Regions from separate parts of the Homo sapiens genome. Here region 1 is linked to region 2. The links are chromatin loops, found by intact Hi-C in ENCODE. Cell type or tissue: endothelial cell of umbilical vein. All regions are shown on one strand. Region 1 overlaps CAPZA2 (capping actin protein of muscle Z-line subunit alpha 2). Region 2 overlaps TES (testin LIM domain protein).

Region 1 (5,000 bases), 650 kb after region 2:
GAGAGCCCTGCTCAGGGAAGTAATTTAGCGTTCCAGTTGGTTAGAGAGCTTCCATCTAAACTTTCTTCTCAGTCACTGCAGTGGTGGGAAGGAAATGGAATGAATTGCACACTTGTTTTTTTTGTTTTGTTTTGTTTTTTTGAGACGGAGTGTTACTCTGTCACCTAGGCTTGAGTGCAGTGGCACAATCTCGGCTCACTGCAACCTCTGCCTCCCGGGTTCAGGCAATTCTCCTGCCTCAGCCTTCCGAGTAGCTGGAAGGAGCTCACGTCACTTCTGCTCAGATTTCAATTAGCTAAAGCAAGTTACATGTATAAACCTAATTTCAGAAAGGTCAGGGCAGAAGAGGAGAATTGGAATATTTGTGAATAGCAGTAATGACAGCATAGATTAAGTTTTAAATTCACTAAAGTGTAGCGATCACCTGGAAGGTAGATATAATGCAAAACTAGATTCGAAGAGGAATTGGACATATGTAATATACATACTAAATTGGGTCTAAAAATTTAGAAGATAGAAAAGCTACTTCTGCCTAGGGGTATGGTAAACATCAGTTGGGGTCAAGCTCATACCAGAGAGCACAACATAGGGAAAAATAACAGGAAAGTGGGAACAAGCAGGCAGTGAGTTTTGTGTAAAAAGAATTCAGTTAAATAGTTGAGTGTCTACTCTATATTTGGTACTTTTACAATAAGAGATGCAAAGGTGAATTGTGCTGTTTAACAGCTGACTGTCAGGGTTTTTCCATCTCATCAATGTTGACAGTTTGGGCCAGATATTGTTGGGCAGGTGGACATGCTGTGCGTTGTAGGGTGTTTAGCAACATCCTTAGCCCACATGATATGCCACTACCATAACCCAGGCTTACCAATCCAGAATGTCTCCTGGTGGACAGATTCACCCCTTGTTGAGACCCATGAGTCTAGATAGATTAGAGCTGGTAAGAACAGTTGAGAACCTGGCTTAAGTGGACTTTAGGACCTGGTTTAAGTTCGTCCCACAAGAAATGGAGGAAAAAAAGATCGCCAATAGATTTTAGAGTTGGAATCAAGAAGACTTGATAAATGAATATAGGGGAAAGGCGTGAGTCAGAGAAAACTGTGAACATTAAAGTCTGGATGACTGGGAATTGGTACCACTAGTAACAACTGGAGAACACAGGAAAGAGGATACACAGCTGGGAGGAATAATGGTGAATTTAGTTTTGGTTGTACGGAGTTTGAGATGCTAGTCATTGTCTATGTGAAAATGCCTAGCAGATACGGAGATAGAGAAACAGCTTGGAAAAGAGGTCAGCTCCAGAGATTATATAGAGATTTGAGAATCCTCTTTTTGTGGGTTAAAGCGAGATGGGATAAGCCCTTTAGGACAAAAAGCTTAGACATGGGAAAGAGGAGAGGGCAGGAAGCGTATACTTTATACTTTGATTTGAGGAATAAGAAGTGGAGAGAGACCTAAAGGTGAGGAGAAACCCTTGAGGTCGAAGTGTTACCTACTGATAGCTAGCACAGAGTAGGTGCTGAGGTCACAGAATGTGACGAGAATTTCAAGAAGGAGCGGTGCTCAGTGTTGCAGAGATTAAGGAGTATGAGATTGAAAAAAGCCTTTGGATTTAAGAGAAAGGAATGAGAAACAAATTATACCTACTCTATGCCAGGGACTTTAACATGTATTCTCTCTATTAATTGTCAGAATAACCTTGTTATTATCTTCATTGTACAGACAGGAAACTGGTGCAGTTAAGGCTGTTTAAGTGGTGGACTAGGGATTAGTGGCCTTCAAGAGAATAATTTTACTAGTGTTTGGAGCAAGGAGTGGAGAGACATAAGCCAGATAACTGGAGTCTATAATAAAAAGTATGTGTGTATTTTCCCTTTTCCAGAAACGGCATTTCAGTCTTGTTTGCCTTGTAAACTACTCATCTTTGGATAACCAGACTCAAGGACTTTCTTCTCTTCTTTTGTATCCTGACATACCTCTGCTCCCTAAGCAATTTGTACTTATCTTTGTTATAACATTTACCAGTTTTAATAAATTTACCTGTTGTCCTTATTTCCTGTGTTCTTCAGGGCCAGGCCTTATGTCTTCACCATCTTTGTAATTCCAGTAGAGCGCCTAGCCTGTATTAAATCAGTGATTTTCAACTCTGGCTGCACATTAGAATCAACTGGAGAGTTTATAAACAAAATGAACGCACAGGCTCCTCTTGTGGGTGAGGCCTGGAGTGTCTGTAATTCCTTTTTGTTGTTGTTGTTGTTGTTGTTTTAAAGCTTCCCAGGTGATCTGAATGTGCAACTAGGATTGAGTCTCACTGTATCACTGTATTAGGGGCTCAATAAATGTTGACTAAAGGATGAGGAGTGGAGACAGTAAGTACAAATTATTCTTGAAAAAAATTGGTAGTGAAACAAAAGAGAAAAATATGTATTACTACTTTGTTTTTTCCTGCTATTTCATTTTAAGAATACTTTTTTTTTGTAAGAGAACATTCTAGGGTGTATAAGGGAAATGATTCAGAAGGGAAAAGGAAATTGAAAACGTAAGATAAAGAATAGTTTACATAACTTACTTTCTTTTAGTTGATGATAATGCCTACTTTGGATTCATGGGTTTCTTCATATTTTAAATAAATGGTAAAAACATATTTAAAGAAGAATCAATGTTGAGTTCTTTAGATGACCCAGTTTCAGGTTAAGTGCTGTGGGCCCTGTTTTTAATTACCAATCAAAATGATAATTATAAAGGAAAAAAATTTAGAGGAAAACTTATTAAAACAAATTACCACTCTTAAGTTTACCCATATTAAGATAAATTCACCTGACACACAGACATGTGATAGTGATCACTTGGTCATAAACTATTTAAATGTCATAAAGTTCAAAAAAGTGGTTTTTTCCTCCGGTTTTACCTCTAATTCTCAAAAGACATAGCCATTTTTTAGAGAGCTGTGGAAGACAACTTCAAATAATTCTTTTAGTTGAAGTGGAAAAGTGCATAGTGGCTCCTTTAATTTTACTACCAGTGTCTAAAGCAGTGACCCTTTTTGGTGTTACATTTTCTTGAGAATCAAGTAAAACCTATAAGTCATTTCTCAAGAAGACTAGACACTTCAAATTTTACATCTGAAGTCCCTTAGGGCATGGGTGCAATATCTGGTCACCTTTCAGAATCACGTGGAGAGATTTTCTAAAACATAGATTTCTAGGTCCCCATTCTCTGGAGATAGATTCACTGGGTCTGGAATAGAGGGTGGGAATCTGTATTTTTTCCAAGCTTTCCAGGTGAGTCTGACTGCCGTTCATATCTGAAAAATTCCTACCCTAATGTCTCCTTCCTTGATCATGGCGGCCCATACCATGTGGAAATTATAGGGGCTCTAGGTAGGATTCTCAGATAAAATACTGATGCCTCAGTAAATTTGAATTTAAGCTAAACGGTGAGTCATTTTTAGTATAGCTATTTCCCATAGTAGTGTACCTTTGGACTGCTGGAGAGTGCAGGGTCCTTTGCTTCTAAATTTAATGGCTCTAGATGGCTGTTTGGGGGTTTTGTTTTTTGTTGTTGTTTTTTGGTGGTGTGTATGTGTGTACATGTATGTCTGTGTGCTACCATGCACATACATTGTCTGCTTTTTATACTTTCATCTCCTTTAAACCTTGCTTAAGGTTTAAAAAAATTTTTTTTAATTTTTGTTAGTTTACCATTTTTATAGCTGCTTTGGTGAGGACTCTATTTCCTGTTAAGGAATTGTTTTCTTCAGACAGTTTTAAAATCTCCTGGAACTCAAGTTTTACCTTAGTGTTTGAAAACATGTTGCCAAATGTTCAGCAAAGGCACTAGAACAATCTGGAGAATTCATGGACATAAGCAGGTGAAGTAACATTAATTTTGCCATCTATTTCTGTAAATTGTGGTAATGATTGACAACCCACAGTAAACTCTCACGTTGTACCCTCATGTTCTAGATGGTAATTATAAAACTGAAGTAGCACTACCAATTGCTTCTGACTTCCAGTAATAAACACATCTTGAAGAGGTGACATAGGCTGAGGGAACCCAGTCACTTCCACCTGTGGTACTTCACCATGGAGCTTGTCTTTGCTTGAGAAAGGTACATTCTGTACCATTAATGCAAAGAGTGACACAGTCAAGGATTGCAAGGCAGAAAGATACATGTGAAGCTTATGTTCATCCAGCCCTCCTTCCCTTTGTTCTCTTTCCCTGATAAGTTTTTCAGTCTTATTCAGCAATGTAGGTGTAAGATTGTACATTTCCAAATTCCATATTCCAAGTATCATAGGCCATTAAAAGTACTAGATGTTTTGCACTCACTACTTTTTCTGAGATATCACTCAAGGCCAAAGGCAACAATTCAAAAACCTGCTGATACTTGCCTGGTTCATCAGGGTATCCCATAATGATACCAAGGCTTTTGATCACAGCTTCTCATATCAAATATGCTTTACCTTCCATTTAAGGAGGACCAGGGAGTTAGGAACTTCTTGAGGAAAGTAAGGCACCACTACTCCACAGGATTTAGCTACAAGTAGTGTCCTTTTTGGGTCTTTGTGACTCACCTCTTCCCATCACTGTGGTAAATGTTCGGCTTCTGCATGTGTTGGTCCGACATGATGTGTGAATGCCGTAACACCAGTTAGTATCACTTGCCTTGGCTCTTTATCTGGCCTCTTGATCATACTAGAAAGAATGTGGAGAAGCTGATTTTTCTTTTTAGATTCAAGATGTAGGCACGTTGTATACAATCTGAGGGCATCAGTGTCTCTGTCTTTGCCAGCAGCACGTCAAGTGCAATGTATAGCAAGCAATATCCAAGCATCAGCAGAAGGTGTTTTTCACTGCAGTCAGAGACACTTCTGATCCTAAGCAGCATCTCCTGACACTTGACAAAAAGAAAGTAGTGCATAGTGGAAAGCAGAAGACAGTTTCCTGTGGGGTTTATCAAAGTGAACTGTGCTTTTACTTGATGGAGAAAACAGCAT
Region 2 (5,000 bases):
CCAATAATATTCTGTACCTTATCTTCTAAGATTCTCCCAACTTCCTGACTTTTGGTGTGAGCCAATGGTAATGCTGTCTCCTAACTATGTAAAATGGCCCTAGGTAACAGTGACCCTGTATTTGGCTCTTTGTTTTGTTAAGTTTAACCAATGGCATCTGGAACTATAAAGGGATGCTCGTGGTCTTTTCTCGTGTTGAGCTCTGCAGTTGAGAGAAAGCCTTACACATAGCATGAGTAGGCTAAACCTCTTTTCCCTTGTAGCAAAGTGTTCAGAGTGCCTCTGGAGTGGCAGACCAGACAGCTAAGAATGGAGCAGCTAAAAAGAAACAAAAAACAAACAAAAAACCTCTTAATATTGGGAGAACTATTTTTTTGTTTTAATTTCCCATTCTTCATGCAAAAACATTTCTTATGAAGCTGAGAAGCTGTGGGAAACACCAAAATGATCAGATATTTCATGAGGCTCTCATGGAGCTCCAGAGTGACATCCAGCATTGTTAGCATGCGATCAACATCATAGACCATCAGTGTGCAACACGAGTTACCAAGAGGGGCTTTCTTAGTGGAAAGAGAGTGATAAATTGGTAACATGGAAGCTACTTCCTGTGTTCTTTTTCTGAGAACTAGAAGAAGGAATACAAGTTGGCCCCATGCTAATGTGTATATACCTTTTTTACATACCAATCACTAGTGTGTTTAGAAATTAGGAAAGGTCAGTAAGTCTCCAGTATATATAAACATCTATAGTGTATGGAAAGGTCTTCCATAGTGTATCCGTTTTCTCACTTCCATTTATCAGTATAATATATTTAAAATTGCCCTAAGCTGAGAGTTGGTAGATCCGAGTCCACTATTTTTTGTGATATTAACCACTTTGGCTATCAATTTCTATTTATATAAAAATCAGTAGGGGAACCAGATGATTTCTGAGGTTTCTCCAAGTCCTGTGACTCTTTGATCGTGGGAAATAATATCAGTAGTCTACCATGTGTAATGTTCCACAGTGCTTTAAAATCACACAAATGAAGAACATATATGTATAAATATATACATAAAGGAGATGGCATAGTTTAAATGTTAGTGAATTCCATGAAGAACCTATAGATTGAACCAAATAATTTTTTTCCACAAATCTTAGCTATTTTCAACTTGTTTGTACTTAATTTTCATAATATTTGTGGAGGTATTTGAAGATATTAGGTTAAGTTTAATTAATTTAAATCTGTAGTATAAGGCTCTGAAGGCTGTAATAGTGTGGGTCCCATAAGTCTAGGAGTGATGTATTACTTACCTTGGTATTTAATTATGGGAAAATGAAAAATAATGGAACATTTATTTTCTTTAAAAGTTATCTCTCTCAAAATAAGGCTGTTAAAATAATTTTAAAAGATTAAAAAAAAACTATATGAGTGCTTTTTTACGTACCATGCACTGTTCTAGACTCTGGGGTTATAGTTGTGAACAAGAATGACACTGAACTTAAGCTTGTATCATAGAATTATGCTATTGCAAGTGTTGATAGAGCAATGTAAATATTGAAAGTAAGCACAACTGGAATTATACCCGTCAGTGAACTCTTGATAGGTTAGCAGTACGCTATGTTTCTAACACAGACAGTGAGCAATTTTGATGGTGATCCCTGGGCTTGATTCTTGGTTTTGCAAACTTTGTAATTAGGGATTCTTATTTCATTTGTCTTAAGTAATAGCAAATGTAAAAGATGGGAAAATGAGAAAGCAGCTTTTATGTATTAGAATGTGAAAAAGATTATGAATGCATAAAGCTATACAAATAGACTTACACCTATAATATACACAAACTATAAGTCTTCTCCCTGCCTACAAATGCCTTACAAAAGAGTCATTCTTGGATTTCCTGTTTGCAGTCATAGCTAATTTTTGTTTGGTAACTACTGCCATGGTAACCAAAATTATGATTTTAAAAGAATTGTTTATTAAATCATTAATATACAGGAAATTATTTTACTTTTTACAAGGTGGTGGTATCCAGAGAAATTATATTATTAATTATGAAATCAACTTTTTCTAGGAGAGGAAGATAAGGAAACAAAAGACTAATCAAAAACATTGCAAAACTGCAGATTTTCAGGATTTTAAAGAAAAATAATTTGGTAATTGATAACTTCACTACTGTTCTTTGAGTAAATATCCATGTTTAAAATTTGCCTCAAGCACTATTAGAGGATTAAATTTAGAGGTTATGCTTTTCAACTGCCCAACTACAATCTTTGACTCTCCTACAAAAGAGCTGCCATTTAGCATGGTTTTGTCAATTTTCAGTTCTAAGTGCCCTGTCTACCTAACATTCTAGTTAGATAATGGGGAATTAGAGCGATAAGGATATGCATGACTATAATTTTCTAAGTATCACTGTATTTATTTTGGTCAAATTCAAAAAAGTAAAAAAGCATAGTTTAGAATTGCCAATTTCTCTGTTCCTTAGTCTGTTAGAATGGTGGGGAGTCGGCTCAGATTTGAGCATGGCTTAAAGTGGGAGAGCGTTATTAGAAGCCAGCCTAGTGGGGATTGCTGAGATCTCATCTGCTGAATGACAGCAAAGTTACTACTCTGTAAATATACTTAATCTGAAATGCTGAATTATCCTCAAACCATGAGTGATTCAGCTTGTGTTTATCATTGTGACATTCTGGCCACTGTGAAAAGCTGTAAACAGGAGTTTCAGGGTGTTCATTGCATAGCTTATCTGAGCAGCGAGCCCAGCAGAAAAGATGGCATTCAGCCCAGCAGAAATGCCTTGATAAGGAGTCCATTAATGCATCTCTAGCCACAATGAACTTTTCCCTTGCTTTGTTTGATGATAAAGTGATATCATGTTTCATTGAAAAATGACCATGTAGATGTTAGGTGGATTTTTGTTTTTATATGACCACAACGTGACAGTCTTAACAGAATGAGTCACAAAGTAAGGATCAAGGATCTGATTTTTCCTTTATGAGATACTGGCCTACAATAAAAATAACTGGGGGTTAAAAAAATTACCCTTTGTTTTTCGTAGAGAATATTAAAAGTGCAGTTTAGATTTAAAACTACAGACTCTAAACTCCATATCTATCAGTATCACCTCTTGAGCAAAATACCGATGTCACCTTTGATAGATTTTTTTTTAAAAAAGGAAGGAAGATGAGTGAGCAAAACAGATGTGTAAGTTAACTACAGTGCTGGATAGAATGACATAAGTGCTATAATACAATTTCTTATCTGGGATGAGGAACCTTTTTATAAACAAAAATTAATCATTGGTTGATATTTTTAAAAACACAATAAAAATTTATTACTTAAAAGACAAATACAGGGCCAATTAAAAAAATTATTAAATGCAAGAGACACAAAATTACTTTAAGTATATAGTAGTTCCTAATTGCCTACTGTCAGTTTCTCTGCCTATCTCATCACAGACTAGTGACTTACACTTTGTGAACTGCCACTTTGAGTAGCACAGCAATAATAGAAATACAAACAACTGTTATGAAGTCTTAGAAGCAGAAGTAACTAACTTTAATTGTGTGGGTTGCGATTATTTTATCAAGGAAACACCTCCTATAGAATAAAGAAGCTTTCATTAGGCAAAGAAAGCATTCCATAAAGAGGAAATAGCATGAACCAAAGGTACCTGGCTGTGAAAAGTCAGTAAAACCACCCTTGACATTTTCAGTTTTGTCTCTTCTAAAATAAAGCTAAAGTAGATGAGCTGCAGTAATTTGTAATTTTTCCACAGTACAGGTTTGAATTAAAGAGGTATGTCACTGAGCTAGTATAAGACCCTAGCCCACAGCTGAAGAGTTTCTGATCTCCCTTAACTGTGATGATTATTTAATACATTGTGTCATCTATTGAGAGAGAGGAGGAAATTTCACAGTAGAGTCTAGCTCATTTAGGCTGGTCTGGACTCTGAGCTGTGGACTGGGACCACAATGTTGCCAGGTTTTCATCCTTCTTAGATCAGTGAAGCCAACAGTAAAGGTCATGCCCAACTGCAGGAGCACCTTTTAAGCCTCTTCTTATGCCAAAGCAGTCACATGTCCAGTTCTGAAGTCAAGGAGAGAAGTCCAGTCTAGCAACTATGAGGCTAGGGCAGGGATATGATGTTGAATACTATTACGTGGGAATGAAGGATTGGGACCATTACTTCAGTCTACCACGTGTGCTATAGAGGGACAGTTGAATGTAGGGGCTTGAGGATACTTTTCTGAAGATCTTTCATGTATCAAGAGTATTCTGAGATGATATTCTGTATGGTATCAGACTACACGTTTCAAAGCAGAGTAGTTTTTGGTCATTCTGAAAAACTGTAGAGGAAAGTTAACTTTGCAGTATCCCTTACTTGATATTTAGGGTTTCCTTTTTTTAATCTGGTCACTCTTCTGTTAGCTTTGAAACATAGGCCTCTCCAAATTCATTCCAGCCGGGTCATGTGACTTCCGTGTTAAACGAAGACATGTAAAACTCATTTCTTTGGGAAATGGCAAGTTGCCTAAGGTTTTGAAGGGGAATTACAAAATATTACCTTTTATATACTGCAACAAATGGAAAATATATTCTGTGAACATTCCAATAATATGTGTTAGACTCTATCTTTGGTAATGGAATAGAAGGTTATCCCAAGATAATTGGCAGAATTTAAAGGTAAAAAGAGGCAAGACAGATTTCAGTGGCCTAACTCCACAGCTCTTTTAAGATGTCCCAGGTAAACCAGTAGTGATGTTATTCATTGTTACTTTCTCATGGACCAGATAAAATTAAGCCAGAGGGTAGGATCATCCTGTGGACCACTGTTGCCCACTTTTCTCTAACAGTTAGGGAATTTAAAGGAAGCAGCGCAGACTTTGACTTTTCCAGACATAGATTTGGATCCCACCTTTGATATTTACTCAGTAATTTGGCAACAGTTGCTCCTTGGTTTCAGAGATCTAATCTGCAAAACATGGATAGTACTTCTTTATTGGATTATTGTGAAATT

Evidence for each region. A loop is a pair of places that touch in the nucleus more often than their neighbours do. Peaks named below come from ENCODE experiments on the same cell type or tissue, not always from the same donor. Only the 100,000 strongest peaks of a DNase experiment are listed, where the experiment ranks them.
Region 1: it touches region 2 in a loop (4-fold over the local background); 11 of 110 quality-filtered maps call a loop at or near these places.

The regions. Positions count from the first base shown.
Region 1 is chr7:116,869,747-116,874,746 of GRCh38, forward strand. All of the region lies in intron 1 of CAPZA2 (capping actin protein of muscle Z-line subunit alpha 2), which reads left to right. It also overlaps the pseudogene LOC100418716. Among named protein-coding and RNA genes, the nearest start is that of CAPZA2, 9.7 kb to the left of the region's middle. In endothelial cell of umbilical vein, no CTCF peak of the experiment used is centred here; DNase peaks (open chromatin) are centred at 55, 725, 1,725 and 2,415; H3K27ac peaks cover 4,923 bases.
Region 2 is chr7:116,215,559-116,220,558 of GRCh38, forward strand. All of the region lies in intron 1 of TES (testin LIM domain protein), which reads left to right. Among named protein-coding and RNA genes, the nearest start is that of TES, 7.5 kb to the left of the region's middle. In endothelial cell of umbilical vein, no CTCF peak of the experiment used is centred here; DNase peaks (open chromatin) are centred at 1,743 and 2,793; H3K27ac peaks cover 3,859 bases.